2 separate regions of the Homo sapiens genome follow, and region 2 is linked to region 1. The links are chromatin loops, found by intact Hi-C in ENCODE. Cell type or tissue: PC-3. All regions are shown on one strand. Each heading gives the region's core, and the rest is flanking DNA. Links, peaks and the distances in the headings are about the cores only.

The links. Peaks named below come from ENCODE experiments on the same cell type or tissue, not always from the same donor. Only the 100,000 strongest peaks of a DNase experiment are listed, where the experiment ranks them.
Region 2: it touches region 1 in a loop (7-fold over the local background); 1 of 110 quality-filtered maps calls a loop at or near these places.

What each region holds. Positions count from the first base shown.
Region 1 is chr7:103,446,184-103,449,110 of GRCh38, forward strand. SLC26A5-AS1 (SLC26A5 antisense RNA 1) reads left to right here. Exons shown (of 4, transcript NR_110141.1): 1 at 1-336; 2 at 434-485. SLC26A5 (solute carrier family 26 member 5) reads right to left here and starts at 24. Exons shown (of 20, transcript NM_198999.3): 1 at 1-24. RefSeq lists a silencer at 30-99. In PC-3, for the core only: CTCF peaks have their summits at 1,163 and 1,364; a DNase peak (open chromatin) is centred at 1,148; H3K4me3 peaks cover 1,658 bases.
Region 2 is chr7:103,631,814-103,634,740 of GRCh38, forward strand. The region is part of intron 19 of RELN (reelin); the gene reads right to left. Among named protein-coding and RNA genes, the nearest start is that of SLC26A5, 190 kb to the left of the region's middle. In PC-3, for the core only: no CTCF peak of the experiment used is centred there; a DNase peak (open chromatin) is centred at 1,378; H3K27ac peaks cover 2,421 bases.

The DNA of each region.
Region 1 (2,927 bases), core at 174-2,673:
CTAGGAGGAGGCGCCGCGGGCAGTGCCGGCCGCGCCCCGCGACTCCCGGTAACCCGAGCCCGCCCCGCCCCGCTAGGGCCAGGCCCCGCCGCCACCCTCCGCGCTGGGACGCCGGGGCGCGGGCATCCCTGCCGCCTACGGATCTCTTCCCAAGCACCTAGAACTTTCCAAAGCGTGCTTGGAATTTAACACCTTGGTCGTCGATCCCCGCAAATATACTCTGATGAGACCGGCTTTCTTCCCATACCGCCCAGGAGTTTCTCCAGGTGGCATTCCTGTCGCCTTGAGGTGGAACATCAGTAGAGGCTCGAGGCTGAAGCAAGCACAATACACAAGGTATAGCGTTCAAGTGGAAAACATTGCGTATTATGATTTTAAAATGAAAAAAAAACACAAAAAACCTGACTTATCTTTTCAATTACAATCATTATAGAGACTCCGATTCGTACAGGAACATTTCGAAAACAGGAAATCCTGAGGACAATGTGAGTATGAGTTTTTTTTTTTTTTTAATTTTCAAAAATCTTTGATGAACTGCCTTTGGTTAACACTTGGTTTGCAAATATTGACTATTGCACGACAAGGCAATGCATGATAAGTTATTTTCTGGGCATTTAAGTTAGAATTTATAAAACAACTTTTGCTTTTTATTAAGTAGAATAATGTAACACGTTACCCCAAGCTGGGAGAATTGCTTGAGTCCAGGAGTTTGAGACCAGCCTGGGCAACAAAGCGAGACTCCGTCTCTTAAAAAAAAAAATTAGATAGGAAATAGCTTGTTTTGCATCTAGCAACTGGGATACAAGAGAGCACCGCAGCCAGAGTGCCGGGCTCCAAGAGGGTGAGGGGTAGAAAATGATTTCAGATACATACTTCCCTCTGGCTTTATGCCTTAGCAAGGATTATAGTTGGTTCATTAAGAGCATCTTTTTTTTTTTTTTTGCTTTGTGCATTTCTGCGCGTGCACACTGTAGTGACACGTGGCGGACTAGCTGTTTGGTCTTAAAGCTGTAAATGCACGCCTGCAGACACCAGAGGCTTCTGCCAAGGAGACCCCACCTCCAGAACCTGGGCCAGGCCTTTGGCTGGGAGCGCTGGTGCTGTTCTTCATCCGAGAGGAAAGGCTAGAGATTCCCTCCCTACTCCACACGAGGGCGATCTCTTCAAGGGCACCAGACCACTCTCCGCGTCCCTAGCTGAGGAAACCAAATTTGCTTTTCTCCACGCTTTTGAACATCTCTAAACAAATCTTAATAGGGTAATTTACTAAGGAGGAGTTGGGCTCCTGGGACGTGCATTTCTGGTGTCCTTCATTTGCCACTTGGCCTTTGCCATCCTATGAAATTATTTTGTCACATACCTGTCTGTAGCCCAGTACTTCTTACACTTTAATGTGCATAGGAATCACCTGCGGATCCCGTTAAAAACGCAGATTCTGATTCAGTAGGTCTGGGGTGGGGTCTGAGATGTGCCTTTCTAACAGGCCCCTGGGTGATCCTGATAGGCTACTGGAGGACCAAACTTTGAGTAGCAACACTGGAGACAGTTGGATGATAAACTGGTTTTGCCGGTAGCACCAGGTACCTAATATACTAACACAATAATGGCAATGTTGCTAACACCTGTTCAGTGTTTACATGTAGTAGGCACTGTTCTGAGTACATGTATTTACTTGTATAGATATTGCTATTATTTCTGGTTTAGAGATGAGTTTGCTTTTAATATGAGTCTTCCCCACCCCCTACCCCCTTCCCATCCTTGCTGGCTTAATTACATTTATTTGGTATTAGAATATTAGGGAGAGTATCAGGAAGAACAGCTAGTGGATGCTAGACCTTAATACCTAGGTGATGGGGTTGACCTGTGCAGCAAACCACCATGACACACGTTTACCTGTGTAATAAATCTGCACATCCTGGACATGTACTCCAGAACTTAAAAGCGGATAAAAGAAAAAATTAAAGAATATTAAAAAGATCTGAAAACGTATACTCAGGGAATTTTCTTCCCTCCTTTGTTCCACACATTCTAGCCAATCCTGTGTGAGTAAACAATGTCATGATTTCTCATCTATTCTTCCTGTGTTTTTGTAAAGCCACAGATATTTGTTTACATGTTCTTGGCTGCCTGCCTGCCTTCCTTCCTTTCCTTCCTTCCTTCCTTTCCTTCCTTCCTTCCTTGCCTTCCTTCTTTTATTATGCTTTAAGTTCTGGGATACACGTGCAGAATGTGCAGGTTTGTTACATAGCTATACAAGTGCCAGGGTGGTTTGCTGCACCCATCAACCCGTCATCTACATTAGGAATTTCTCCTAATGTTATCCCTCCCCTAGCCCCCCACCTCCGACAGGCCCCAGTGTGTGATGTTCCCCTCCCTGTGTCCAGGTGTTCTCATTGTTCAACTCCCACCTATGAGTGAGAACATGAGGTGTTGGGTTTCCTGTTCTTGTGTTAGTCTGCTGAGAATGACAGTTTCCAGCTTCATCCATGTCCCTGCAAAGGACATGAACTCACCCTTTTTTATGGTTGCATAGTATTCTATGGTGTATATGTGCCACATTTACTTTATCCGGTCTATCATTGATGGGCATTTGGGTTGGTTCCATGTCTTTGCTATTGTGAATAGTGCTGCAATAAACATACATGTGTATGTGTCTTTAGAGTAGAATGATTTATAATCCTTGGGGTATATACCTAGTAATGGGATTGCTGGGTCAAATGGTAATTCTAATTCTAGATCCTTAAGGAATCACTACACTGTCTTCCACAATGGTTGAACTAATTTACACTCCCACCAACAGCATAAAAGCTTTCCTGTTTCTCCACATCCTCTCCAGCATCTGTTGTTTCCTGACTTTTTAATGATCACCATTCTAACTAGCATGAGATGGTATCTCATTGTGGTTTTGATTTGCATTTCTCTAATGA
Region 2 (2,927 bases), core at 234-2,733, 190 kb after region 1:
TAAACTATATTTAAACTGGTTTAACAATGAAGATATCAGTCATGGATTTAATAATTTGTTTAGCATTATGTTATTAGAAAGTTATAATTTTTCTTCATATTAATTATAAAAACAGTTAATATTCTCTCTCATGAAAATAAATTATTATTTTTTAACATAACAATTGAAAACTAGAATTTCCTAAGCAACTTTTAAGGAAAATAAAGTATTATTTTTTAACATAACAACTGGAAACTAGAATTTCCCAAGCAACTTTTAAGGAAAATAGTGTATATGAATGTGATATTGGTGACTGAAGTGACCAATATTTTCACGGCAGAGGTGTTAAGACTACGGGTCTGTAATCAGACTCTTGGGCCAGAGTTCCCACTCTGACTCCTACTGGTTAATGATTTTGTAACTGTAGATAAAGCACTTGGCTTCTATGTGTCTCAGCAGCTTTATCTGTGAAATTAGAATAATGCTATTCTTATGGCAAGGGCCAGAAATTTTTTTGTCTGCTTTTCACTATTATACCTTAGTACCCAGAGCAGTATCTGGCACATAATAAGGACTCAACAAATTTTTGCTGCATAGTACGTATTATCAGTATATGCCTGATAGAGATGTGAGTACAGAGGCACAAGGAGGTTAAATAATCTCTTTAAGATTAAGCAGACTATAAGTGCTAATGCCAGGATTTGGACCTGGGGAACTTAGCTCTAGAGCCTTGTTCTTAACTTCTACATCGTATCTTTGGGTGTAGGGGGAGTTCCTAACGATTTCACCACTCTTTGCAAGTTATAGTGGCTGGTTAGAATAGCTGTGGAACTGTCTGATCAGAATATTCCTAGAAGAGAACACAGAGACTTAAGTCAACTTTCTGCCTCAATTTTCCTTTTGTTTGTAGGTCCTAACCTCATAGATTTTTTTAAATGTTTTATAGTAATATGTACTATTGAATTGGGTGACATATAGAAACAAAGAGGAGACCAAATATAAGATCAAATTGTTTAAAAAATGTTTTACAATGATATACACTATGGAATTGGATGACATGATAGAACAAAGAGGAGATTAAATATAATAATCAAGACATAAAAATAAACTAAGATTAGACTTCATAGTAATTTTAGAGTAAAAACAAGCCCTATAATTAAGAAGAAAAGCTAGGATAATTTTAGTCTCACCAGTGACACATAATTTTAAATTAATAAAAATACCAATTAGTTCACAAGACATTCTAGTCAGTTTGAATTAAAAGACTAACTTAGATATATTAAATTTTTATTAATAACAAGCAGATAGAGTTCTTTTATTTACTGAATGAATCATAGGCAAGCAAATTATTTAAAATAGTTGAGGAATAATAGTGGTTAGCCAACTAGCATGTCTAATTTATGAATCACACTTCATTTTTGAACAACAATGGCATAAAGAAGCAATATGGAATTCACGGCAATTACAGGCAGCAATTTACACTGAAGGAAATATAGCAAATAGCTAAAGGCATCAAGATATATTTAACTTTCTTATGAAGAATTTACATGGTTTGTATTATTTATCATATAAAATATAATTTGTTATCTAGAATGTATCAACTTCCCCTTCTGCCATGTCACCTTTTATTAATATTTGTAAGAGAGAGGGGGCGGGAGGAAGAATCTCATGGACAGAGATAAATATATATATATATATAGAAAATTAAGGCGTTTTTGCTACCATTACCACGTTCTCCTTTTAAAAAAACTCCACTTTGATCTTAATCTTTCAAGCCATGCACATATCTAATACTGAAAAGCTACCTTGATTCTTAGAAGAAAAATGTTGCTGTCAAATGGCAGGCAAGATTAAACGCGCCTTTGCAATAGCACATTAAATGTGTAATTATTTTTCATATCAACAAAGATTAATTAAATTTCATGATATAGATTGATTACTGAATTTTGCAGCTGTCCATCTTTCTTAGAAAAAATTGTGCTTTAGGCCAACTTAACTTAGGATGGTGATATTTTCTTCATGCTTTCATCATCATTACCTTGATTTTTTGTTTAATTTTCTTTTAATGGTTACTATGGATAGTCTATGAAAGGTTTCTTTAGGATTCATTTGTCTCTACTCAGTAAGAAAGTTGAGTTTAGCACTAGATTTTTACCTGTACAGGGAAAATACCCAATACAGCTGGTGCATTCTTAAAATTTTATAATGTATAACACTTATAAGTTATAATAGATGTTAATCATTATCTGTTACATGCTACTTCATTTTCTATGAAAATAAAAGTTCTCATCTATTTGCAAATACTTAAATATGGAGGCAGTTCTAGGAAAAACTGTAAAATATATAAAATATATCCTCAGTCCCCTCTCTCCTACTTTCCTTAACCCTGTCTTTTTTCCAGGGTGCCAATGCAAACTTTCGTGTCCAAATCCTTCTGTCTTTCTCATCTCCTCATGATTAAAATATACTTCCAGGAAGTGAAGTGGAATGTTACTCCATTTATATGTGACTGTGAATGTAAGCCACAGTATCAACTACTCTGATGGAATTTTAACTTTAAACCTTAATTTTAAGCTTTCCCCATCCTCCTCATCCCTTGATATTTTTAAAGGAATTTCAGTGAGTAGCTCAATAAGTTTTAGGAGTGGAAAGGATCTTTTAGACACACCTAAAATTGTACCACTAATGGTGTTACTATTCTGCCAACATTGAAAGATAGCCCAGCTTCAAGTAAGACTTAAATCTGACAACGGATACTATATATGATGAAATCTATATACTAAAGAAAAATAGAAATGGCCTGAAGAAAGGGCTTTAAATAAACCCTAACACCCCATTTTTGCCAGAGACACTATACAGGCTAAAAAATTTCCTTGTATTCATTGCTTAACTATATTACATGTAAATCTTAATAACATATTGGTTATAAGATATATATAATATAATTT